2 separate regions of the Mus musculus genome follow, and region 2 is linked to region 1. Evidence: chromatin loops called from intact Hi-C (ENCODE). Cell type or tissue: heart. All regions are shown on one strand.

Region 1 (8,000 bases):
CTTGAGAATTTTCTTTCTGCTCCACAGACTTGACAGTTTTTCACGTTCTGACTTAAGTTCACCGAACCTCTCTTCTGGCTGCTCAAACATGCCTCAGACTCTCTCTCTAGTAAGACTTTCATTTCAAGTCTGTACTTTTCATATTTTGGGTTTATTTTTAGTTTTTTTTCCTGGCACCTCATCGACACTTTCATTTTATCCATAAATTATTTTCTAATGTCCTTTATATCTTCCATTAGTTCTTTAAGCATTTTAAAGATGACTATTTTAAAGTCTTTGTCTAGTAGACCTACCAGTGGGCTGTTCTCATATACAGGTTCTATTGATTTATTTCTTCTCTTTATTAGCCAAGCACTCTACCACTGAGTCACGTATCCACCCCTTCTTTCTTCATCTCTCTCTCTCTCTCTCTCTCTCTCTCTCTCTCTCTATATATATATATATATATATATATATATATATATGTACATATATATATACTGATTTACATATATATATATATATACTGATATATAAATCTACTGATTTTATAGATATCTACTATATCTACATATCTATATATATACATAGATATATAGATATATACTATCTCTCTATATATAGATATATAGATATGTACTATACACACATATACATATATATATATATATATATATATATATATATATATATATATATATGACAATTCTTTTCTCTTCCATTCTGGACGATCTGTCCCTCTTCTTTCACATTCTTTCCGATGGTTTACTGAAAACCAGAGATTTGAGCCTAATAATGGAGTAACTCTGCAACCCAGAATCTCTGCCTCCGTGCTGATTTGAGGTTTTAAAATTTTGACTCTGATGGCTACAGACAGCCTCTGTGACAAGAATCAGCCTGAAGTAGAACTGTGAATGTGAGGTCTTCCTGGGCTCTTTCCGAGACGACCCTCCCTGGGCACACACAGCAGCTTTCCTGTTTCCTGTGGTTCCATCACTGCTTTTGAATGAATGACTCCAACATGGAGACAGAAAATAAAGCAGAGAATGAAGTTCCAGCCCTTTCATTACTCGAGAAGTCACTTCATTGAGAGGGGAAGCAATGGAAGACACAAAAATGCCCAGGTCAATAGCTTTGCCCAGACAGACACCCTAAAGAACATCTTAGATCCCAGTGGAGCCAACCTAGAGGTTAGTAACAAGGGGAGACTGGGACCTCCTAGCATTGTGGAAATTAAATACCATGCTCTTAAAATAACCAACAAGTAAAAAAAAAAATACAAGAGAGGCCCATTGGACACGCAAACTTTATATGCCCCAGTACAGGGGAACACCAGGGCCAAAAAGGGGGAGTGGGGGTGGGTGGGTATGGGGGACTTTTGGTATAGCATTGGAAATGTAAATGAGCTAAATACCTAATAAAAAATGGAAAAAAAATACAAGGGAAGTAAGAAAACACTTGAAACGAATAAAAATTAATAAGACATTTCTAAAACATAGCAGAATCATTTCTAAGAGGAGAAGCTCACAGCTGTAACAGCTTACACCAAACCCCCCCCCCCCAAAAAGAGCTCAGATCAGTAACCTAGTGTACAATTGAAGGGACTAGAAAAGGCACAACAGATGCATCCATGCCTGTCAGAGAATAATAGAGATGAAGAAAGGACACACAAGACACAAACTAGAAAAAAAATGGAGAAAGTCTATGAAATGAAACCCCATAAATAGAAAACATAAATATTTGCCTAGATCAACAAAAACTTTTTCGAAGAAAACTCAAATTAATTACAGGTGAAAGTTGAAACCTAATAGCCAGTTTGATACACCTATTTAATATTAAAAACAATTGCAGCACAGGATTGGGGGTGTGGCTCAGTGGTACAGCATTTGCCTAACATGTGCAAGTAAGTTGAAACTTGTCTTAGGTTTGAATCTGGGTGCTTGAGTGTGCATGTACGCACGCGCGCACACACACACACACCATGAAACCAACCAATTAGAAAATGACAAGCATTGGGGATATAAAGGAATTTGGGACCCTGAGTACAGCTGATGAGAATGTAAGCACATTGGTGTCAGAACCCTGGAGGTGTCTCCAAAGATTATAAACAGAACTGCCAAATAATATAACTCCTCCATTTCTGGGTACATCTTTATTTATTCAAAGAATATATATGCATATATATACACACATACACACATATATATGTATGTATACACACACACATATATATGTATGTATACACACACATATATATGTATATATGTATATATGTATATATGTGTGTGTGTGCGCACGCGCGCGCACACACACACACACACACACACACACCCCTTTCCCTCCTCTCCAGGGTCTCACCACATAGCTAAGTAGAACAAACCTCAAGCATTGCACACCACAATGGGTAGATTAGCAGAGAGCCAGAGAGTAGATGGCATGCGTTCTGTCCAGCTTCTCTGGTGGGTAACGGGCAATGAGTGGAACCTGGGCCCCTCAGAACAGAACTCCCCACTCCTTATGCCAGTTCCCTGCCGTGTGGACTAGGAAGCTGCCCCTTGTCTATCTGGCATTTGTGTCTTGGATCTCCAGTGGGCACTCATGGAGATGCTGCCCATAGTTTGGACCAGCCAGTACTGAGGGCAGAGGCTGGGTTCCTAGGTTTGCTCATGTGCAGTACCCCTAGGTTTGCTCATGTGCAGTGGGGGTTCTAGACTCTCAGATTTCATGAATGGACAAAAGAGACACAACGAGGCTGGCTGGATTCTGAGAGTCATATCAAAGAACCTCCGATGCCCGTAGCTTCCCATGCCCTGCCGAGAGACCTCCTTAGAGGCCTCTCTAAAGAAGAGCTCACTGGATTTGCTGGCAAATCACTGCTGGACAGGAAGGAACCCACCCTCCAGCACACAAACTGCCCAAGTGGCAGTAGTCTTGACTACTTCTTCCAAGGTCTGTGCTGGCTCCCCAACACCATTTCACTGGGAAACGCACTGTTCCCAAGACTGAAGCACAGCTTTCAGAATGGATGCTCTAAACCCCTATGTTCAACCCCTCCCAATTGGTATCACCTGTTCCCTGGGACCCTAGGTCCAAGCCCAGTCTCTGGCCCCACCTTTTCTCTCTAAGGGATCCCAGACACCTGTGTAACCTCCAGTTTCTGTGAGATGAAGCTGCAAATGCCCTGTTTCTTTTTTTCCTTTGCTATGTGTGTGCTAGCCTCAAGAGCCAGAACTATTTAACTGGGGGAAGGGGAGGAACCCAGCAACTTAATCTGGACCTTAAATGTTCCTTGTTGGTACCTTGTCCCTCTATGGCACTTGGCTCCATGTCCTCAGATGAGTATGGAGATACCCCCAGAATACCCAGGCTTCACGAGGGGGCTGTGTTGCTGTCTATAGGAGAGGTGTCTCTGAGGTTGCCCACTGGAGTCCCCAAGGGACTGGAGTGCCCAAGGGAGTCTCAGGGCTAGGATAGAGCCAAGAGTGACAGACTTTATTATTCCTGGGTCCACCCTCATCTTTATGATTCCTGCCTGGTCTCTCCTTAAGCACAGTGGGAGTACCTCGAGATGGCGAGGTGTCCCCTTGAGAGCACCTGGCTAGCCCACTGCTGGGACCTGAGACTCCCTTCTCTGCCTCCCGCAGAGTACCCTTGAAGTCCATCTGAGGAACTAGTTCAAGTGGCTCTGTTACCTTCCTTCCCCATGAAGACTACCCTTCTTCCTTAGGGCCTACGGAGAGGCTAACAACGGACTGTGTGCAGGTTCAAGTCACAGCGTATTTTCCCATTGAGGCAATTTAGGTTCCTTAACCCTTGGGAGACAACTCAGACCTGCTAGCAATGGCCATGGGTCTGACCAGATGTGAGACACTCTGAGGACTGGGGAAGGAGCAGGGATCTGGTCTGTCAGTGGTGAGCAGAAAGCTGTGGAGTCTAGAATAAGAAGCCTGCACCCCAACCAGGCTCTGTCGAACAGAGGCCTAGGGGCCACCTGGAGACTAGAACCTGGGGCAGGACCTTCGGTTTGGGTAGAACTGTGCTCACCTTAGACCCCTGAGGTGCAGCCCCCGAATCCTGTTCCCCCTTTTCCCGCGTGTCCCAGCTGGACACCATGCGAAGAAGCTTACCTGGCTTGGAGAAGATGCCTGGGTACTTCCCGAGGACAGCCCGGGTCCTGACGGCCCGAGGTGCGGGCGCCGAGTGGGTAGGAGGGAGGGGACCCAGGCGCGGCCCGGGACTGAACGGGAGGGGACCAAGCCAGGGGCCTCCCACTTTAACTCTGTCCCGGGCGGGCGGATGCCTGGAAAACTCGACCGCTGGGGGGCGCTGCGGCCCCGCGGATGGGCGGGGTCAGCGGGTGGGGCTGCTGGACGGACTAAGATGAAGCTGGGGAATGAGCTGGGGGAGGGGAGGAAAGGAAGGCGAGGGGAGGGAGTGGCCAGGACACGCAGCAGGGTTGGAGCTGGACCATCTCTGTGCTGTAGTGCCTGGTGACTTTTTTATTTTTCCTTGCAAGCCTCTGGACTCCTAGGTCTCCCAGACCTTTGCTCAAGCTCCCTCCTCCTCTACGTAAAGGAAGGAGCCCCCCCCCCCCCCCCCCGTAGAAGCTATTCTTATCCTGTTGGGCCAGGGCTCCCTCCCCCGCTCCCCCCACCCCCAGTATTCTGACTGAAGTTGGGCGGGATGTGGGGTTGAACTTCAAAGTGCAGTGAAGGGATGCAAAGAACGTATGTCTTTGGGGTTCAGCGGGCCCTGAATTGGTATTGAGGCTCCTGGAAGTTGATAGGGCCCTGAAGAGGCAAGAGGACCAGGCATAGATGTAGGAGCCCTGGCATTGGTATATAACCCTTTCCTCCAAGAATCCCAGAGGTCGGCTTTGAGTGGGGTCTGCTCACATCGCTGGCAGGGTGCATAAGCTATGGCTAGGGCCTTAACTTTCTAGCCTGGAGTAGGACTGGCTCTGAGAAGTACAGGCAGGGATAGGGAAGGGGCTCAATTCGGGGCAGTTCTCAAGGGTGCAGGGTAGTGGGGGTGATGAGGCTTGTTTCTCATACAGCTGAGTAAATCTCTGATCTAGCCCCTGACTTCCAGTCCCACTCTGTGTTCTCCCCCTACCCCCTCCTGTCCAGGGAGGAACTACTTTTGGTAAGCCCATATTGCTGGAGGTCCTTGTCTTTAGGACCTTCCTGCCTCTGCCCATTGAAGCTTTGTCATCTCTTTCTTCTGATGTCTCACACCTGAGAAGTTGGCTCAAGGCACCTTCCACAGTGTCTTGGATCCTTGTGCCTAAGTAGTAATGGAGGACCAGTGTTTCTTCTAAGGAATAGGAAAATGCCATTAAGGTGACCTCTTGGGAGCTGAAAGCTGTCCCTACAGGTCCCAGCCTGAGAGATATCAGCCTGTACCACTTACCACTTGCAGTCCCTAGGACCTGGAGCCCTGACCTGACTATTAGCAATGCAGCATCAGTACCAGCCTTTCATGGGCAGTGCCAGCTATTGCTGTGTGCCGTGCTCTGTGCTGGAGGTCTTTTGAGAGGGTAGGGAGGGACTAGAGCCAGAGGTGTAAGTATGCATGAGTGTCTTATGTATGGTATTTGCATCTCTCTCTCTCTCCCTCCCCCTCTCTTTGTCTCTCTATCTCTCTCTGTTTCTCCCTCTGTTTCTCCTTCTCTGTATCTTTCTCATCTCTCTGTCTCTATCTCTTTGTTTCTGCATCTCTCTGTCTCTCTATCTCTATGCCTCTCTCTATCACTGACTCTGTCTTTTTCTCTCCGTTTCTTTGTCTCTCTGTCTCTATCTCTGTCTGTCTGTCTGTCTGTCTGTCTGTCTGTCTCTGTCTCTGTGTGTGTGTGTGTGTGTGTTTGTGTGTGTGTGCGCGCGCTCCTGAAAGAGAGCATCTGTCTGTGTCACGGTGTGTCTGTGTGTGACAGCTGCATTGGTGCCCATGAGCAAGAGGCTCAGGCTTGTGCTCCAGCCATGGAAGACCGCAGCTGACCTGGCCATGCCTCAGCTTTTGTATTCTTCCTGTCTTGGCTGCTCTCCAGCAAAAGGACGCTGACAGATCCCAAGATCTGAATCTTTCGAGGGATTAGTTCTCCAAGACAATTTAGGAGTGACAAGGCTGAAGTTTCCCCACCAGCTCCTCACAGGGGTTTGTCTCACCAGAGGCTCCAATACCTGTGGCTACCAGCTCTGTGTCTTCCCAAGCATTGCCAAGTCAGTTGCATCTGATCCCTGCTTCTCAGAGGATTTCCATTAGCATCCAGAAGGGCCGCAGGGGTGGAGAAAGGGGCAACAAAGTAACCATTCACTGGCAGAAGACAACGAGAGGACGCTGCCTTGATTGGGGGATATTGTCTGTAGTACAAGAGAGTAAACTGTTGCAGGTTTTACCCTGGGCTAGACCAGGGAACACCTCAATGTGGCAGAACGGGAATCTGAAGGATGTGGAGGACAATGGGGTGGGATGGTTACTCCTGAGATGCTTTGATGTCCTGTAGAGGGACAGCTGGAGACCAAGACGCTTAGCCATCAGCGAAGGGCTCCTTCTGATACCAGAGGGCCTCTTAGTGTCTCTCTAATAGCTAAAGGAAATCGTGCCTTGTTCTGAGATGACAGGGAGGCCCACTTGGCTCCAGGCACATTTGAGAGACACCTGGGTTGGACATCCATGGAAACTGCATATGTGGCCTTGTGTACCCCTGGCTCTTGAGGCCCGCAGACAGGGTGATCTTTTCTAAGTCAGCCATTCCTCCTAGTGATGAACAATGCTTTGAGGGCGTGATTAGAGCCCCACTGGAGGCTGCCTGAGGACTGAGGAGAAGTCCCCTAGTGTGGGGATGTGTAGGGTTGGAGCAGATGAAACAGAATCTGCACTTGATAGAGTTGGAAGAGCTAGCTGGCACATATTCATAGGAGCAGCGAGGAGAGCCCTGGGGACAGGATTTTGAAGCTCATACAATGAACAGACAGAATGGACAATCAGGCTATTGACTGTTGCTCATTTGGGTGTTTGTACATTAGGGAAAGGGGATGCTAAATCAACTTAAGGATGATTAGACCTTAGGTCTGAGTGGACGCTTTCCTGGAGGCACAGGATGTCATCAGGATTCCCTTTTGGAGAAAGGATTTGGGATCCTGTATAATTATAAGGAGTCGTGGCTGAAAGGGCGGTCATCAGAGGTTCGGGTGGGGGAGGCAAGTACATGCCCCAATTCTCTTTCTTCTGGTCCAAGAATGTGATTGTAGCTCACACAGTCGATCCATGGGTCTTGTCTTGAGGCAGTAGCTGACTTCACGCCATAGCAAGGATTCTAGACATCCCATTTTTTTTCTTTTCAATGAAAATCTGCTTATGTCGATGAGGGCTCTGGAGGGATGAGCCTTTGGCCTTCACTGCCTATGGAGGAGAAGAGGTCTGCTCACATCCCAAAGCCATGGGAGGACTAGCTTGCCTTCCTCTTCCTCCTCAGCTCCATTTCCAAGCTGCTCATCTCTCTGTAGTAGCCACTGAGGCTCTACTGAGCTGACATGAGGCAACCCAGAGCCATCCCTGCAAACGCTGTACCTTCTGAGTGCCAATCCATGACGGGTCCTGAGAGATTGGCTACCTGCTCAAGGATGCCCCCTAGTTAAGTGTCATTCCCTGCCACCAGGGAGAATGTAGAGAACAAAAGTCACAGGACTTTTGCTTGTTTGTCTTATTTTTTGTTTGTTTGGTTTGGTTTTGATCCTGTTTCTGGGAGATGCTAGGACAATAAACATCATGTGTATTCTTTACTGTTTGGGAGACCAGAGAAACAAGACATGCATGAGTACCCTGTCACAGTGAGCAATTCTGTCACTCCTTCTACCTATGTTCTTAGGCCCTTGAAAGACTGCAGTAGCTCTTGGAAGACCATCAGTGGCTTCCTTATGCTTGAGACATCTGTGGGAACATTCTAGATCCAGGAGTGTTGCTTTTGGCCCTGGATATATTGATTATATTTCAAAGGATGGTTTTAGTTCCTTTCGCTCAGG
Region 2 (8,000 bases), 180 kb before region 1:
CCACTTCGGCCCCTCCTGAACACGGTCCCCTGTCTTCAATCCAAATCCAAAGAACAGAGTATAGCCAGAGTTACTCATTGAATGACACCTAAAACTTAGACCGCTGTCCCCAGTGGACCCCAGAGTTGCCACCCAGGGCCGTTTTGCATTCACGCACACGCTTCAATGTACAGAGTCGCTGTGTGTTCAGGCACCTGACTCTCACTCCATCCATCACCTCTACCAGGAAAGTCTTTCTGCCATAAGGAAATAAAGAAACTATGGTCCATTTGTAGTAAGAGGCGCGTTTAAAGCTCATCGGTGGATTACAGGAAATTAGGAGGATTGGGCCCTTGGATTCCCTAGCCGGCAGCAGGTTCTTTCTTGCCTAACATTTATTAATTTATCATTGGGTTGAAACGTTGCAGGCTGTTAACATGACTAACATAAAAGGAGAGGATCTGAGCTCCAGGATATATGTCAAGAGCTTTGCATCCTGCACGGATAGGATAGGGAAGCTGGAGAGAGGGTAATGCCTATAAGAATGAATCCTCCTGAAGAACTCAGTAGTGTGGAATTTGGGAACAGGGAAATGCCGTAAGGGCTATAAAACCTATTTTATACCAAATCTGCATGACAGCCGTTTTTGCCTTCTCTCTAGGCTGACACCCAACTTTACAAGATCCAAAAAATAAATTGTTTCACTTTCATGACTCAAAAGACTTCAAGCCTCTTAGGAAGTGTCTCTTGCACTGATGAAAACACTGAGTGGGTGGGGGTCCCTCTGGACAGACCTATCCTCTAGGATATGTTGGTCTCAGTCTTTGAGCCATGCAATATTTAAGGAATGTTTGAAGGGTGGTCGGTCATATTTTACATATCAAAACTTAAAGGACTGGAGAGATCAGCAGTTAAGAGCATTAGCTGCTCTTCCAGAGAACCCCCAGTTGATTCGCAGTACCCAATGGTGGCTCACAATTGTTACTCCAGTTCAGAGGATCTGATGCACACCTCTGGCTTCTGAGGGCACCAAAAACTCATGTGGCGCACATTGGTACCCATAAAATAATTTTTAAAGTATAAATAAATACCTAATAATATTTATTTCTTTGAACTATGAGTATGTTTGTGTCTCTGTGTGGAACTGGCAGGTATCCTTAGAGGTAAGAAGAGGGTGTTAAATGCCCTAAAGCTGGAGTTACAGGCAATTGTGCGTCAACAGATGTGGGTTCTGGGATCTAAATTACCCCCTCACTCACTAAGGAAATCCCTGCTTCGTATAGTGGCACGTGTCTTATACCCAGCACTGGAGAGGTGGGTCTCTGAGTTCAGGGCCAGCCAGGGCTAAAAAGAGAGACCCTATGTAAATATAAAATAAAAAGACTTGCTTGCTTAAAGCCCAATGTTAAGAAGACATTTTCTGCAGTGGGGTTCCCTTCTCTTAGAACCAGATGTGGGTTCTGGCATCTAAATTCTCTCAGACGACTATAACTTGTCCCAGGTTAACAGAGAACTAGCAGCCAGCATTGAGTGCATACTGCTCTTACAAAGGACCAGAGTTTGGTTCCTAGCAACCATGTCAAACAGCTCACAACTGCCTATAATGCCAGCTCCAAGGGGGATTAGCTGCCTCTGACCTTGTCAGTACTGGCAACCACATGCAAATACTCATGTACAGACACATACATACACATACATAATTAAAATAATAAAATGTCTTTAAAATCTAATTTAAAATAAAATTGGGGGGGCTAGAGCAATGCCTTGGGGTCTGAGGGCACTTGCTGCTCTTGAGGAATGCTATATAAGAGTCTGGGATAAGGGGTGGTCATCAAGGAGTGCCACCCAGCTCAACCCATAGGCTAGACAGAGAACTGGATATCCTGGGAGGACGACCAATGTGAAGACATGGTAAGCATCAGGCTTGAGACACAGGATGCCCTCGGAAGCCAGGAAAGTGAGAGTAACAGAGAAAAGGAAGGCTGAGGCTTCGGGGACATGAAGTGGCTAACTTCTTTGAAAGTGAGAGTAACAGAGAAAAGGAAGGCTGAGGCTGCGGGGACATGAAGTGGCTAACTTCTTTGGGGGTGGGGTGGGAAAGAAGTGACCCCAGCAGCAAAAGGCAGCTGCTCTTTGTTTTGTCTGACATCCTTTTTTGTTGTTTGTTTTTGTTTTTTTCGAGACAGGGTTTCTCTGTGTAGCCCTGGTTGTCCTGGAACTCACTCTGTAGATCAGGCTGGCCTTGAACTCAGAAATCCCCCTGCCTCTGCCTCCCAAGTGCTGGGATTAAAGGCGTATGCCACCACTGCCCAGATTATCTGACATTTTTTTTTTTTGTTCTATATGTGAAGCTTTTAAACACACAGTAACTATCCTATCACATAATCAGAACAAGGCATTCTACTGGCAGTCTCCCCTCCCCCAACCCCACTCCCCCAACCCCACTCCCCCATCCCCCAGCCATCCCAAACAGATTTAGGTAAAGCTATATGTAGCACTCCACGGGCTATGAAAACTTAAGGCTTCGGTGTTGATTCCATTCTGAGGCTACACACAAACAGTTCAAAACACTCACTGCATTAAAGTGATACGTAGGCAGAAAGGCTTGAATAATCAGATGTGAGTTTTGCTTGAGTTTGAGCAATAATGAGAATGGTGGGTATTCCGGTAGCTCTCTGATGCTCCAAGAGGGCAGCTGGTTATTTAGGTAACCAATAATGAGGAAACAACTGCTGTGACCAGCTGGAGCTTCACCAAGGACCTTGCGCCTGCCTTTGGAGCCCTGCTTCAGCGTGTGATCAGCCAGGGAGGTATCTTCCCCTGGAATGGAGGTGTCTGTGTTTTAATGACCAAGTCTTCCTCTGCTCTCTGACACTCACCCCTGTGGAGGCTAAGGAGCTGGAGGCCATTGCAGAAAGGCAAACAAAAGTTTTAAACCTAGCACTCAAGAGCTTCCTCTTGTCATCTCCTTGAGTCTGCAATCTCATGACATCAATGCTAGGTCCAAAGTGGACTCCTCCCTTCCCCCGCCCCCAACATGGCTTTACCACTGTCAATGCCATAAATGACAGGCCCGGCTCAGCCTGGACTCTGACCAGTAAACAGGAGGATTGCTAGTGGTTTAAAACATTAGCCTTAAGTCACCATTTCCCATTAACTTGTGAAGCAGGTTTCTGTTTGTCTGGAAGAGCCATTGGTTCCCTTATCTGCCCCTCCAGCCATACCCCAAGTGGTTTGGTATCTAGTTCCCCATTACTGTATACCTGTGACACCTATCACAAGCTCCCAGGCTCTACACCCACAAAACAACCCAGACCCTCTTCTCCCCCAACTACTCTAACTTCCTCCCATTGCAAACATATCCCCTTAAAACACACACACACACACACACACACACACACACTCAGGCCTCACACAGAGGCTGTGAATAGCATGAGTGGGGACAAACAGGAAATACCAAGCAAGCATTTGCGCTGAAGTTATCCGCTAGAGAGAGTTTCAAAGTCACTTGAGAGAATATTGAGTTAGTTCTCTAACTGGCTTGCCAAGAGCAGGCTTGTGCCTAGGAAGACAGAGACAACGGAAGATATGGGTTGTTTTTGTTTTTGTTTTTTAAAGTCAAAAGTTTGTAGCCGCATCACACCTACTGCAGCAGAGAGGGTCTTTGCTAGTAACCTTGGCTACTGTGCACATCATAAGTGGCCCCCCTCCAGACTGTCCTTACTATTAGGAGCCTATCTCAATGGGGAAGGAGGGTCCTTCTGGTGTCAGAAAACACTTTCTTTTTCCCCCAAGACAGGGTTTCTCTGTGTAGTCCTGGCTGTCCTGGAACTCACTCTATAGATCAGGCTGGCCTCGAACTCAGAAATCTGCCTGCCTCTGCCTCCCGAGTGCTGGGATTAAAGGCATGCGCCCCAGCCGGACAGAAAACACTTTATCAAGAGAAATCAGAAGCCATTTGTTTATTGGCAAATATGGTTCCTAAGGGAAGGAGGTGTGGGCTCAGGATAACCTTGCTGTTCTTAAGCTATTTGAGTATCTTTGATGGTTTCCCCATGTGGAGAAGGGTCAACACCCCCAAAACTCAACCATGCTGCATCTCTGTCTAGGGAAGCCAGTAGGATAGCCCAACTCCCTCCCTATATGTCTGTAACTAGGCGGTGACATGGGAAGAAGGATAGAGGGGAAGGAGGACAGGCCTGGGCATGCTCTTCTTGTCTTTCCTCAGATAAACCCCACCATCTGAGCGCACCACATGCCTTCTTGACAGTAGATCAGTGAGCTCTGGGGGTTCTTTGTTCTGTTTATACCTGACCCCCACACCTCCAGTTGAACATGGCTTGTTGTGGTCACAGGACCAGGACGGGGAATGCATGCTGGCCTTAGCTCCCTCTCAGAGTAAAAGCAGTAACAACTCCTTCCCTTCACTCACAGGAGTAACACTTTATCAAAGGTCTTGCCCGGCAGCCTCAGGATAAGCCATGCAGCTAAGTGACCACAACACAAACAAAAAAAACAACAGAAGGTTTGACATTGCCACAAAGTAGCATTCCTCCGTGGGTTTACGGTCCTCTCTGGCGAGTTGAGACTTCTTGAGTCCCGGATTCAGAATTGGGTGTTTTGTGCAAACAAGAGAGGGAGCTAGGCTCCTTAGATGAAGGGGCCAGAAAGATAGCAAGATCAGACTTCCCGAGAACCACCAGAGCCCAGAGTCATACCTGAGTCTCAGGTTTTATGCAGTTCAATTTCTTACAACTGGCACGTGCCCAGCTCGCCTGTGCCAACATCCTCAGAAAGTTCTTGGCATGGAATCTCGAGAGAAACTCTGTAAGTGTAGTTCTTGGATCTTATTTCAATTTATTTTTAGTACTAAAAGCCATCGACGTAAGGAACACAGATATTCTCTCATGTGCTCCCTACCCTGTAAACATTTACTGCCCCTAGCAACTGCCTACCAAAGAGGACAGGACGAGGACAGGCATTTCACAACAGAGAAGCCAGTTAGCTCCTTCTAGGCCAGGGAGCCAGGGTCAGCATCGCAGGGGTAAGCTGTGTTGATAGATCGTACCTTCAATACTGCATGATAAGAAAAGCATTAATTCCCAGAAAGCCCAGTCAAACCGAGAGAAAACATCATCAGTGTCCCAGCTGAGCACAGCGTCCCCTTTCCTTTATTGGCCCTGTTTAGATACCCAGTCCCAGGCTTTGCTATCTCTCCTAGCAATGCCTTCTGGGACCAAGTAGCCACCATCTCAGGGAGTCTGCTGTTGCTTTCCTTGTCTACATATGTCCCTCTAACTCCCGTTTGATCTGTTGCAATTTCCAGGGTTACCTAGGCTCCAGGGTGTCGACCCTACCCTGGTTGTTTCATAAGTTCATAGGGTGATTGACTTACATCCCATCTGGTTTAGAATCTCAACCCCATATATTCCCCCCCCCTTTTAAATTCCTGTCTGTGTTCTCTATGCCAGTGCACTCTCTGTCCCAGGGTCCCCTTAGGCACTGCCTTTGACCCCTCTCTGGCCAAAGTCTCTGCCACAAAGAGTTTCCTGAAACCCTCAGGGAGCTCCTGTCTGATGGTCTCCTAGGTATCCAGCCACACTGCCTTTTTACTTTGAGGGTTTCAAGGAAGGACAAGAGTGTCCTAGAGGCAGTGGCAAGTGACCAGAATGGTGTGGTGTAGGTCTAGGGGCAATGAGGAGTCCTCCAGGAGTCTTCTACACTATCTCCCCGGGGTAAGCGGCATCTGGAGGAATCTGAAGTATTGTCTCCCTGGCCTTTTACCTCCCCACTGATCCGTGCCTGGCAACACCCGTGAGTCAGTGTTTACAGGTGACCCATTTGGGGACACAGAGCCAAGAAAGGACTCTCAGAGGTGTCCTGGCAACCCAGGACCTCCCTTCCTCACAGGCTAGCAACTGTCACAGACTTCAGGGCAGGCTCTGGCACTGTGGTCCAGGGAAGGGACCAGTCAGTCTCCCATTTACCTGTCTTGAGGCACCATGATCCCTGAGGGGGCTCTTTGTTATACATAACGAAGGGCCAAGGCAGAGTGAGGACTTTCAGTCTCCTACTTCTCTGCAGGCCCCTTATTCAGTTGTCATGACGTTGGACTCCTCGATGGCAGATCAGATGACCCGGCTGAGGTTACAACTCCTGGAACAGGTAAAACAGAGCCTCTCCACTACTGTTGTTAATCCCTTGCTTCACTCAAATCTCCCTCCTCTGCAGACAGCCAGGAGAAGTCCCTGCTTCTAGACCCTGCAAACCCTTTCCCTGCGTCTGGCTTCCTAATGAACAGCTATGGCTTCTTGTATGCTTTGTGTGTGTGTGTGTGTGTGTGTGTGTGTGTGTGTGTGTGTGTTTTCTAGCAGTTTCCAAAGTCAGGAGGCAGTCTGTGCCCACCAGCAAGTGTACTTCTAGGGCATGGCCCTACAGAGCTCCTGCACCTTCAGGCTCCAGTGTTTAAAGGGATACTCCTTACTGTGGAGACTGAGCCCAACTTCCCGGGGAAAAAGCTGGCCATGCCCAGTCTTCTCCATCTTTGCAACCATCGATGAAATTTGGAGTGATTTACGATCAGCAGCGTACCTGCCTGTGCACACAACTAAGCATAGTTCCCATGGGCTAGCTATCCCCCGCTTACCCCGGGGAGATAGCGTAGAAGCTCTGTACACTCTGCCTGCATTGCTCTTCTTCTATGGCTATCTATTTTTAAAAAATTATCTATTTATTATATGTGAGTACACTGTAGCTGTCTTCAGACACTCCAGAAGAGAGCATCAGATCTCGTTACAGATGGTTGTGAGCCACCATGTGGTTGCTGGGATTTGAACTCAGGACCTTTGGAAGAGCAGTCCATGCTCTTAACCACTGAGTTATCTCTCCAGCCCCCTGTTGCTATCTATTACCAAACCCCAGAATCCCAAATTCAGGGCCCAGGTGGCCCTGGATAGGCCCTGAGGGTAGTCTCTGCAAGGATTGCTACTCAGCAATCTGTCCAGAGCATCTCTCTCTCAGGATCTTCAGGGTAATCCTTGGGACTCATAAGAGAGCCCTCTTGTGGACCATCAGATCGTCTATCTTGGTTCCCATCACTGTGTCCCCATTGGGCCCCAGTAGGGAAACACTTGGAGTCCTATCAGGATACTCTGTGCTGTGCATCAGGATGTCCTACTGTGTTGTGTCTCTGCAGAGCATCACCTTAAGGTTTCCTCCAGGTAGCATCGTCCCTCTGGGTTTAGGATGGAGAGCGTACATTACATTCGAGAACATTACCAGAATAATCCTTAACAGAATGGGGGCCCTTGCCTCCACCTACTCACTTTTCCAAGCGCTTCTTACCATACTTCCTTTTGGATGCTGACCACCCCAACCCCCGGAGCTTTTGGCACATCAGCTACCTAGGCAGGTGGGCAGTGCAGACCCCACTCACCAACCTGGAGCCGAGTCACCATCACAGCTTCTCCCTCTTAGATGCTGGAGCAGGAACGGGACAGCATGGACAGAGCAGGTAAGAGCTAAAGATGGCGTGGGCACATCCAGGGAAGAAGGGGAGCAGACAAGAAGAGGGGCAGGCAGAGCAGGCTAGAACAACACACGCACACACGCATACACGCGTGCACTAGTGCACGCACACACACACCGTTAGCCAGCAGGCTCCTAGAGGGAGTGCATCTTGTAGATGAGGTCAGGTGACCTACCTCAAGTTGTTCAGTGCAGAAATTCTGCCTGTTAACTCAGACTCGCATTGTTCGGGTTGCAGGGGTGGGCGGGGTCTCAAGCTTTTCCTTCTCAGTCCCTGGGCCAGGCTTTGAAGCCAGGGCTATGGAGGTATGACTGGGCCCGTGGAGACCTCCTTCTTTATAGGATGCTGCAGCATCAAGGGAGATCTGTTCTACTGTCCAATGCCTTACATGACCAAGAAAATCCTCTAGGCTGACTCTAACCAGGTCTTTCCCTCTCTACCATAGCCCCTGCTCTCCCTGCTCCAACCCCGGCCTCTCCTTTAGGATGGATGT

Evidence for each region. A loop is a pair of places that touch in the nucleus more often than their neighbours do. Peaks named below come from ENCODE experiments on the same cell type or tissue, not always from the same donor. Only the 100,000 strongest peaks of a DNase experiment are listed, where the experiment ranks them.
Region 2: it touches region 1 in a loop (2.7-fold over the local background); 3 of 42 quality-filtered maps call a loop at or near these places.

What each region holds. Positions count from the first base shown.
Region 1 is chr10:76,619,145-76,627,144 of GRCm38, forward strand. Col6a2 (collagen, type VI, alpha 2) reads right to left here and starts at 4,260. Exons shown (of 28, transcript NM_146007.2): 1 at 4,107-4,260. In heart, a CTCF peak has its summit at 4,291 (motif pointing right); a DNase peak (open chromatin) is centred at 4,287; H3K4me3 peaks cover 1,451 bases; H3K27ac peaks cover 1,949 bases.
Region 2 is chr10:76,443,178-76,451,177 of GRCm38, forward strand. It overlaps 2610028H24Rik (RIKEN cDNA 2610028H24 gene), which reads left to right and starts at 5,904. Exons shown (of 8, transcript NM_029816.2): 1 at 5,904-6,144; 2 at 7,456-7,492. The coding sequence starts at 6,082. In heart, no CTCF peak of the experiment used is centred here; a DNase peak (open chromatin) is centred at 4,954; H3K4me3 peaks cover 576 bases; H3K27ac peaks cover 1,294 bases.